Regions from separate parts of the Homo sapiens genome. Here region 2 is linked to region 1. Evidence: read pairs that join two places in POLR2A ChIA-PET (ENCODE). Cell type or tissue: HepG2. All regions are shown on one strand.

Region 1 (5,000 bases):
GGTGAAGCCGCTGTCCGTCCCGGCGTCGTAGGGGTACAGGTCCAGCGCCGCCTGTTCCCGCCAACGGTCCCCGTCGCACAGGTCCAGGCTGTCCACGCCCACGAACCAGTCGGGGCTGGGCACGATGCGCACCACAAACGAGACCTGCGGCGACAGCGGCTCAGCGCGCCTGGCCCCGGCCCCCCGGACCCCGCCCCCGGCCGGCCCCGCGCTCACCAGCGAGTGCCTGCGCTGCACCTCCAGCTCCGCCGACGTCTGCCCGGTGCCGCTGGGGACGGCGGGCGCCGAAAACACCGCGTGCACGCTCTGCAGCGCCTCCCCCGCCGCCTCGATCTCCTTCATCAGCGCCCAGGCCTCGCCGCGCTCCGCAAAGTCGCGCAGCCCGTTACTGACGTACTGGTTCTTCCTCCACATGCTGTAGTCGGAGCTATGCGCGGCCCCTGCAGGACCACCCGGCCGCGCCGCGGACCATGGTCAGACACTGCGGTCGGGCTTGGATTCCAGGGGGCGCCCCAGGAAATCCCTCCCCGCCGCCCGCAGGGAACCATGGCCCCCAGTCACGTCGGACCGTGACACCCTGTGGCTGCCCCTGCCGCGACCCACCTGCGCCCTCCCCGTGAGCGCCCCCTGCCCCCACCGCATCCCCGGAACCGCACACCGCAGGCGCTCGGCAAACATTCTGGTGTTAGAGTCTCCCGACGTCAGCACGCCCCAGACTGGGAAGCGCCGCCGTGCAGCTGTGCGGGGGGCTCCGGCGCCGCAGCCCTCCTGGTGGAGCAGGAGGCGAGGAGGGGGCTGTACTTACCCAGCAGCGAAGACCACTGCGCAGGGGGGCGGAACAGGGGGTACTGCTTGGGGAAGGCCGTCTGGCTCCACTTGCCCGTGAAGGTGATGCTGTATTTGGCCAGGGCTCTGGCGGAACAGATGGACTCTCCCCCAAGAGGCTGGCCGGCGGCGCCGAGAGTGGCCAGGAGGAGAGCGCAGAGGGCCTTGCCCAGGGCGGCGGCCGGGCTGGGGTTTTCCATCACCTGGGAGCACAGAGGGGAGCAGCCGCGCGCTGGCACCGTCGTGGCAGCCTCGGGGTGGAAAGCCGAGAGGGCTGCGGCACTTTGGGCTCTGAGGACGGCCCCGAGCACCCGCGACCCCCTCCCTGCTCCGCAAAGCTCTCCTGCGGTGCTTCCGAGACCCCCATCAGCGGAATGGACGGCGCGGGGTTAGATCGCCCGTGCGCCTGCGAGCGACCAGGGGTAACGGGCAGGTTTTCAGTCCGAGTCCCTGCAGCTTGCCGGGCCGGTCTGGGTGCGGCCTCCGGGATGCCTTCGCCGTCGCAGGGACCCGGGGCCTTGGCCGACTGGCTGCCCCCGGGACTAGACCCTTAAAGCTCGGTCGCAGCCAGTCCTGGGGGTCCCTCTGGAGGTGCCACAAGGTTCTGGGCCGCGGGGAAAGTGCAGGAGGCCCGGGCCCTCTCTGGGTGTCCCGGGGGCACGCAGTACTCACCCGGCAGGAGCAGCGGGAGCGCGGCCGGCAGCGGTCGGGTCCCAGCCAGAGCCCGGAGCTCCTATTTAAGCCCGAGGCCGGCGCCCCGGGCCGGCCAATGAGGCTCCAGTTCCTCCTGTCTTCGATGCTGCACGGCCTGGCCTCCAGCGAGAGGCAGATAGGACGTGGGAGAAAGGAGGAGAAGGGGCTGCGGGGGCGGCGGGGGCTGCCGCTTTCCCAACTCGCCCTGCCCAGCGACCTTCCCCGGGTCGGATCACCCTCTTCCCCTGGCAGTGCTGCCGCACCCCTTTCTTTGTCTGTCTGTCCTATCCCTCCCCTCCCCTCCCTGTCCCCTCCCTTCCCCTCCCCTCCCCTCCTCCCCTCCCCTCCTCCCCTCCCCTCCTCCCCTCCCCCCTGTCCTCCTCCCTCTCCCCGTTTCTCTCCCGTTCCAACAAGCGCCTTCCTGGTGCCTCCCTAGGTGCCACTGAGGGGAGTTCTTTGCCCCAAGCCTTTCGGGAAAGCTCAGGGCGTGGGGGCAGAGGGGCTCTTGTTTTCACCTTCTCGAAATTAGAGCCAGCGTGCTACACCTTCTTGCGCAGGGTGTGACCTGGAGAGCCCTGTGCGTGGCCTGACTTCAGTCTACATGCTGGAAGTGGCTGGGGAAGCTCCTGGCTCCCGGCGCAGGCATCCCTGGCCTTTGGGGCCCTGGCTTTAAGTCTCTTTCCTGGCATGGCCTAAAGCTGCACAGAACAGCCTAGCGGTCTGCACTGTGGCCAGAGGGCATTTGCAAGCCATCCCTCCTGGAGGGAGGTCAGAGTGGGCTGAGGGTCTGGGGTGGAACGCGCAGGGAGTCAGGAAGAGCCACAGAAAGGGGGCCCCCCTCCCCAGGACCCCGCACAGGGCTGGGGCTGCAGGCCGGCGGTGTGTGCGGTGCAGAGCCCTCCCAGGGGCTCTAGGCTTCCCTGCCTTTGGGATGAAGCTAACAGATGCTGAAGTTGATCCTGCTCCATGTCAGGAAAATATTTATAGGTCCCCAGTCATGGGATCTGGAAACAGAGCGGAGGAAGGAGCTCGGGAATGGTCTTGCTCAATCCTTCCCGGCCTCTGCTCATCGGAATCACCCAGAGGGCTTTTAAGCTTAGACAAAACACTCTGATGTTTGGAACCCTGTTAATGTTTCACAGATTCAAAAAGAGAGAAAAAATAAATAGAAGCAACTAGGACAGAATGCAAACAGAAACAAATGATCTAACCTGTATTTTAAGCGAAAACCACAGATCAGCCACTCAATGCAGTATTTAGACTCCAGGCCCCCAGGCCAAAGACAAATTTCCACCTCCGTGCTTCTCAAATGTTTTTATCTGAGGACTCCTTCATACTCTTAAAGGTCACTGAGGGCCAGGCGCAGTGGCTCATGCCTGTAATCCCAGCACTTTGGGAGGCCGAGGCGGGAGGATCACTTGAGCCCAGAGTTTGATACCAGCCTTGGCAACACAGGGAGACCTCATCTCTACAAAACATACAAAAATTAGCTGGGTGTGGTGGAGTGCGCCTGTGGTCTCAACTAGTCAGGAGACTGTGTCTGTGGTCCCGGCTACTCAGGAGACTGAGGTGGGAGGATCACCTGAGCCAGGGGAGGTCAAGCCTGCAGTGAACTGTGTGTGCCACTGCCCTCCAGCCTGGGCGACAGAGTGAGACTCATGCCTGTAATCCCAGCACTTTGGGAGGCCAGGGCGGGCGGATCACTTGAGGTCAGGAACTCGAGACCAGCCTGGCCAACATGGTGAAGCCCCATCTGTACTAAAAATACAAAAACTAGCTGGATGTGGTGGTGCACGCCAGTAATCCCAGCCACTCAGAAGGCTGAGGCAGGAGAATTTCTTGAACCCAGGGGGCAGGGGTTGTAGTGAGCCAAGATCGCGCCACTGCAGTCCAGCCTGGGCAACAGAGCGAGACTCCATCTCAAAAAAAAAAAAAAAACAAAAAAACAAAAAACAAAAACAAAAAAAACTAATTGAGGACACTGAAGAACTTTTTTGTTTGTATGGGTTATACCTATGGATACTTATCATTTTCTAAATCATAACAGAAATGTTCAGAATACTTGCCAATTCACTTAAAAATAAGAAAATATTGCTATTACACATTAACATAAATAGCATAATGTTTTATGAAAAGCAATCATACTTTTAAAAATGAAAAACCCGCCTGAGAAAAGTGGCGTGGTTCTACGTTGGTGCGAATCTTTGTATTGTCCGGCTTAGTGGAAGCTGGATTCCCATATCGGCTCCAGCACTTCATCTGCTGAGATGTGCTGTTGGTTGAAGTCTATGAAGAAAATCCAGCCTTGGCTGCGTATGTTACCAGCCTTGTCAGGTGCCTGCTCTGGCCTGCAGCCCTCGAAAGCCGCCGTGTGCCCATCAGAGCATGGGAGCAAAAGGTGCCCTCATGCAATGGGCTTCGATCTCATCATCTGCCTGGAAGGATCTCAGGCCCTCCACGAGTCCCCAGAGCAGGACTGGCAGCCGCTGCTCAGAGGCTGGACTCGAATCCACAGGCCTTTTTCCCAGAGCGGCATGGGGCGGCTGTACTGCAGCTACTCTGCATCCCTGGACAATCCTCGCTTTCTGGACAGCTTCCTCGGCTGAAAGGAGCACAGGCTCCATGGCAAAGCTACTGGCTCTGGGTCTGAGGAGAGGAAGGAGGCGCCGGGTCTGGGGCATGTTCCTGTGTAGGAAGCCAGGGTGCCGCTCCAGAGACTCGCTGAGGCACAGTCCCCATCTCAGTCCAGCTCTGGCCGTGGCAGCGGCTTCCAGGCTCACCCAGTCTCACAGGAGGCCAAGGAGGCTGCGGAACAGCCCAGGGGCAGCAGGAGCTGTTCTCCCAGCCCGGCCCTCATGCCGTCTCAGTGAGCTCTGCGACCTGGGGCCCCCACTTGGCGGTGGGCCCAGGCTGGGGGGTCTCCAGCTAGGATGTAGGGCGGTGGTGGGCCCAGGCTGGGGGGTCTCCAGCTAGGATGTGGGTGGTGGTGGGCCCAGGCTGTGTGGGGGGAGTCTCCAGCTAAGATATAGGGTGGTGGTGGGCCCTGGCCTGGGTGGGGGTTCTCCAGCTAGGATGTGGGTGGTAGTAGGCCCAGGCCTCGGGGGCTTCAGCTAGGATGTGGGTGGTGGTAGGCCCAGGCCTGGGGATCTCCAGCTAGGATGTAGGGTAGTGGTGGGCCCAGGCCTCGGGGGCTTCAGCTAGGATGTAGGGCAGTGGTGGGCCTAGGCCTGGGGGTCTCTAGCTAGGATGTGGGGTGGTGGTAGACCGAGGCCTTGGAGGTGCTCCAGGCAGGGCCACAGCTGATTTGTCTGGGAAGGGAGGGGGCTTGTTTGGAGGGCTGGAGTAGACAGCAGCCAGGAGGAACTTCCTTTGGTAGTGGGAGGCCCCTCCAAAAGCACGCCTGCGAAGGCCCTAGGGCACCAGGGGACATGGGAGCATTCTTTGCTGTGCTCAGAGAGGGGGACATGGGAGAACTGGGGCCA
Region 2 (5,000 bases), 140 kb after region 1:
GTCCATGGCTCGTGTTCTTAACTTTCTTACATTGTTTTCTGAAGAGCAGAAGTTTTAATTTTGATAAGGTTCAGAGGATGGATTTTTCTTTTACAGTTGGTACATTTTGTATCCTTCTAAGAAATTGTTGCCTGTCTCAAGGATGCAAAGATTTTCTCCCTTGTTTCCTTCTAAGGAGTTTCACAGTTTGAGCTTTTGTGTTTAGGTCCGTGATCCATTCGGAGGCACTTTTCATGGGATGTGAGGTTTGGGTTGAGGGCCATCCCTTCCCTGTCCTGGCTGTTGCAGAGACTGTCCTTCGCCTCAGTTGCCTTGGCCCCTTGGCTGTATGTAAATGGACCCTGCCTGTGGGTCTTTTTCTGGGTTCCCCACCCTGTATTGACCCCTGCATCCATTCCTAGACCAGTGCTGTACTGGCTTCAGCACTCTAGCTTTATGAGAAGTCTGGCAGTCAGGTGCCATTTATCAAAATTCATTAGAATTTTTGTTAACATTTTTTAATTTAAAAAGATACTGTTATATATGTATACAATTTGCCATCAACCATTTTATACAGCAACCACTTTATCCATTTATAGCGTAGACACCGTTCCGTAAGCACACAGTACAGTCATACCATCTATATCACCATGACCCTCTCATCTTGCAAACCGGAAACTCCATAGCCATTGAACAAAACTGCCTCCTCCCCACCCCAGCCCCTGGGATCCACCATTCTGCTTTATGTGTCTAAGAGTTGGACTGTGTGAGATACCTCATACAAGCAGAGTTAGCAGATTTGTCTTTTCATGGTTGACTTATTTCACTTAGCATAATGTCTTCAAGGTTCACCCATGTTACAGTGAGTGAGAGGATTGCCTTCTTTTAAAAGGCTGAATACTGTTCCACTGTGTATTGTGTTACTTGTCCCCAGGGGGACGGAACTCATAATATATAGAGGTAGATGAGGGGATTTATTGGGGAACTGGCTTGTGTGATTACAGAGGCTGAGTCCCGCAGCAGACCTGCACCCCAGAGACCCTGGGAAGCTGGTGCGTGGCTCAGTCCAAAGCCAAAGGCCTGAGAACCCTGGGGGGATGCTGGTGTAAGTCCCAACATCCAAAGGCCAGAGACCCTGGAGTTCTGATGCCAAAGGGCAGGATCCCAGCTCCAGGAGGGACAGGAAATTGCTTATCCTCTGACTTTCTTGTTCTGTCTGGGCCCCAGCGGACTGGATGGCACCACCTACCTGGAGGACATCTTCCCACTCACCCACCAGTCTCCTCTGGAAACACCCGCACAGGCACACCCAGAAGTAATGCTTCACAGGTTCTCTAGGTATCCCAAATCCCATCAAGTTGATGCCTGAAATGAACCATTACCTGTGCAGATACGGTCATGTGTCACTTACATGGAAAAACTCTCAGAAATGCATCGTTAGGCGACTTTGCGGTGTGAACATCGTGGAATGAACTAACAGGAGCCAGATGGTGTGGCTGCTGCACGCCCGCACCGTGGTACAGCCTGTGGCTCCTGGGCTGCAAACCTGTACAGCATGTCACTGCACTGAATACTGCAGGCAGCTGTTCCACGGTGGTGTTTTGCATGGAACACATCGAAACATAGAAAAGGTGCAGTGAGAATGCAGTATCCTAATCTTAATGGGACCACTATCACCTGCACGGTCTGTTGTTGACCAAAATGTCGTTATGTGGTGTGTGACTGCCACGTTTTCTTTCTTCATTCCCCTGGTGATGGACATGTGGGTGGCTTCTGCCTCGTGGCTGCCATGAACACAGGTGTGCAGATACCTCCTGGGACCCTGCCTTCAGTTCTCGTGGCCTACTGGGGACTCAGGAGCCTTGTGCCTAACGTTCTGAGGAATTGCCTCGCTGCTCTACACGCTGCGCCGGGCACGTTCCCTGGCACTGCACGCGTGTCCCGCTGCTCCGCTTCCTGCCGTGGCATAGCTTTCGGTGTTGAGTGATCGCCGTCCTAACGGGCACGAGGTGATGCCTCACGTCTGCACTTGTGTCTCCTGAGCAGTGGTTGGTCGTGTGGAGCATCTTGTCATGTGCCGCTTGGCCATTGGTTTATCTTCTCTGTACAAGTGTCTAAGTCCTTCACCCATTTTAAAATTGGATATTTCCTTTGGTTGTGGAGTTGTAGGCGTTTTTAAAAGTGCATTCTGGATAGTAGCTCCATATGCAGATCCCTGGGTTGCAGCTATTTTTTCCCATTTTTTACTCTGTTGGTTTTTCCTGCTCTGCAGTTTTTAAGTTTGATGTAGTCCCATTTGTCTCTTTCTGTTGCCTGTGCTATTAGGAATCTATTTTTAATGCTTTGCCCCTTTTCACTGTTCTTCCTATGATACGGTCTGTGAGGTTGCCTGTCCTCATTTGGGCGAGCTGTATCTTCTGCGGGCTCATCTCTGCAGTGCTGTTTCTTGTGTCTTAGAATCTGCTGGCCCCTCTCTGCATTGCTGTTTCTTGTGTCTTACATTGTCTTTGTCCACGGATTTATTGTGTTTGATCACTAAGCAATATTTCTGAGTAGTTTTTCTGCCAGGAAGGTTTGTGTGTGCTCAGCTTTCAGCCCTTGCGTATCTGAAAGTAACTTCAGTTTGTCCTCATTCTTGAGTGATAATTTGGCTCGAGTTAGAGTCTTTAGCATTTCTGAAATTCCACTCACTCGGTCACCAAATGCCCTTTAAGGAGCCTGTGAAGGGGCTCTTGCTAACCAGCCAGCCCAGGCCAGTGGAGGGGAGCTTTTAGGGCCCGGAGTCACGTGCTGAGTCCCCCGGAAGAGGAGGCGGTGCTTTCCGGGGCTGGCCTGGCTCCTCTGGGGGGCGTGGATGTGGGGAGGAGCTGCTGTCTGGGTCAGCAGCTGCCCTGCTGGAGGGAGAGGGGGTGCTGCGCTCATCCCCTGAACTCAGATTGGATAGCCCCGGGCCAGCGCTGGAGGAGGAGCAGAGGCAGGGAGGTGGGAGGAGCGTGCGCAGAGGCGTGGGAGGCCTGAGGAGTAAGCGGCTGGATGTGGACCCTGAGAGCCACTGGCAGGGAGGTGGGGTCTTCCAGTTGTGAAGACACCGTGGCCCCGGTGAGCCCCTCCCCGGCCTCCTTCATGCCTGCGTTCTGCGTAACCGTGGCGCGTTCTGGGCAGGGCCTTTTCCCTTGCACTGGGAGCAAAGGGTTCCTGTCTGCAGCACACCAGCTGCCCGGAGCTCTGCCCTGTGCCTGAGCAGCGTCAGCACCGCGGTGAGGCGGACGGCCCGGCAGGGGTTGGAAAGTCCAGAAAGGCCCCGTTCCCGCGTAGAACTTGAATGCAGCTAAGGGACGTCCAGAGAGGCCTTTCCTTTTCTGGTGGCGGTCTGGAATGTGCTGGTGTGCGGATGCTGTGTGGGTTCCTCCGCGCGAGCGAGGGTGGTTGTGCCGCTTTGTCTAATGGTCTAATGGCGAAGACTTTCTGTCCTGCTCTTGTGAGGCGCCTGCACAGGCAGAGCAAAGACTGAGTATATGCCTTGCGTCCTTTAGAAATTCCACCTCGTGGCAGGACACACTCAGATAGGGTCTCCAGTGGGAGAGTCCTGCAGGCCGGTGTCGGGCTGTGGTGTCAGGGCCTCGGGGGGGCCTTCCCCAGTGGGTCTCGTTGAGCTCGCTTGCACTGGTCAGGTATTTATGGAGAGCTGAAGTGCTGTCTGCTGTGACTTCCCATCCACTAGATGTAGAGCAGACGAAAAGAATCTTTCCCGTCTTTCCTAAGCAGTGCCGAATCCTTGGGAGAAATCTTGAAGGCAGGCAGTGTGGATGATGGGACCCCAGGCTGCGTGGCACCAGCAAGCTTGGTTCCAGATGCCACACACGGTGCCTGGCTTCGAGTCCGTCTCCTGTTGTCACTGCTTTGTGAGTTGGTTAAGCGTGTTGTGTCTTGATAGCTTCCCTGCCCTCCTTCTCAACATCCTGACTCATTTGCTCACCAGCAAGGGTGAGTCCTGCTCGGTAGCAGACGGTGATGCTGGCTGCCATTTGCAAAGCCTCCTGTGTGGCTGTCTGGTGTGGACGAGAGCGTGTGCACCCTGTCACCCGCGGTGGGTCCACGTCGGCGCTGGGGGATGTCTGAGTGGAGGGCAGCTGGGGCCAGGCCGAGTGGGGAGTGGCAGCCGGGGGAACGGGCTCAGGGCCGGCCTTGCCACCCGCCTCCTGCCCCTGCTTTCGGGGGGAAAGTGAGTCTAGGGAAGAGCCCTGCTGTGTGGCTCCTTCCTCGGCTGAGGCCAGTCCTGTCTCTGTTGCCCTGGCTGTCCCTACTTCTGGGAAGCCCAAGCGCTGAGCTGCGTCCAGGTCTCCCTCACTGCAGCCCTGCCTTCCTCACGTGGCCTCACGGCTAAGCACAGTGGCTGACACGAGGTCGAGGCGTGCCCAGGGCCGGGGGAGCAGGCGGTACCCGAGAGTCTGTCCTCCCATGGTTGGGCACGGCTGGAGAGGAGGCGAGGTGGAGCGCTTGTTCTGGCACAGCTGCGACGGCAGAGTTGGGCCCACTGCTCTTGGGCGGCAGCACGGCCGTGTTGCTGATGCGCTGTGTGGTGAGCTGCCGGCCACCAGTGCAGCCAGGACCGCAGGTGGTGTTTCCTGCGGGAGCCCGGCCACGGAGGCCGGGGAGCGCTGGGGCGTGATTCTGTCGTGCCGCTTTCAAACCGTAGAGCACAGGAAACGGGCGGAGAAGAACTCAGCAGCGCTTCTCTCAGAGGGACAGAAAACTAACAACGACTTTAAGATTCTCCTTGATTGGCTTATTTCCACAGGGAATGGATGGTTCTTACGACTGGGGAAGGCAAACGCTGTCACACAGGAGAGGTGTGGGTCGTGCACTTGTGGCTTCCCGTGCGTGTGTGAGGCTTGCTGTGCCCAACCCCAGCCCGTGTGGAGCCCACGCCCCATGCACCCTTGTCCCTGCCCGGCCTGGCCTCGTGTGGTGGCGCCTGCAGCCGCAGCAGCCTGGCTGATCACCGGCCAGGCCTGTGTTTT

The links. Peaks named below come from ENCODE experiments on the same cell type or tissue, not always from the same donor. Only the 100,000 strongest peaks of a DNase experiment are listed, where the experiment ranks them.
Region 2: POLR2A ChIA-PET joins it to region 1 with 11 read pairs; 4 of 35 experiments call an interaction of 5 or more read pairs at or near these places.

What each region holds. Positions count from the first base shown.
Region 1 is chr4:1,171,047-1,176,046 of GRCh38, forward strand. It overlaps SPON2 (spondin 2), which reads right to left and starts at 1,537. Exons shown (of 6, transcript NM_012445.4): 1 at 1,498-1,537; 2 at 806-1,028; 3 at 217-440; 4 at 1-144. The coding sequence starts at 1,025. All of the region lies in intron 1 of LOC124900647 (nascent polypeptide-associated complex subunit alpha, muscle-specific form-like), which reads left to right. RefSeq lists enhancers at 717-1,432, 1,433-2,150. In HepG2, no CTCF peak of the experiment used is centred here; DNase peaks (open chromatin) are centred at 1,605 and 2,645; H3K4me3 peaks cover 2,278 bases.
Region 2 is chr4:1,306,635-1,311,634 of GRCh38, forward strand. The region is part of intron 1 of MAEA (macrophage erythroblast attacher, E3 ubiquitin ligase); the gene reads left to right. Among named protein-coding and RNA genes, the nearest start is that of MAEA, 19 kb to the left of the region's middle. RefSeq lists enhancers at 1,384-2,281, 3,179-4,076. In HepG2, no CTCF peak of the experiment used is centred here; a DNase peak (open chromatin) is centred at 2,877; H3K4me3 peaks cover 976 bases.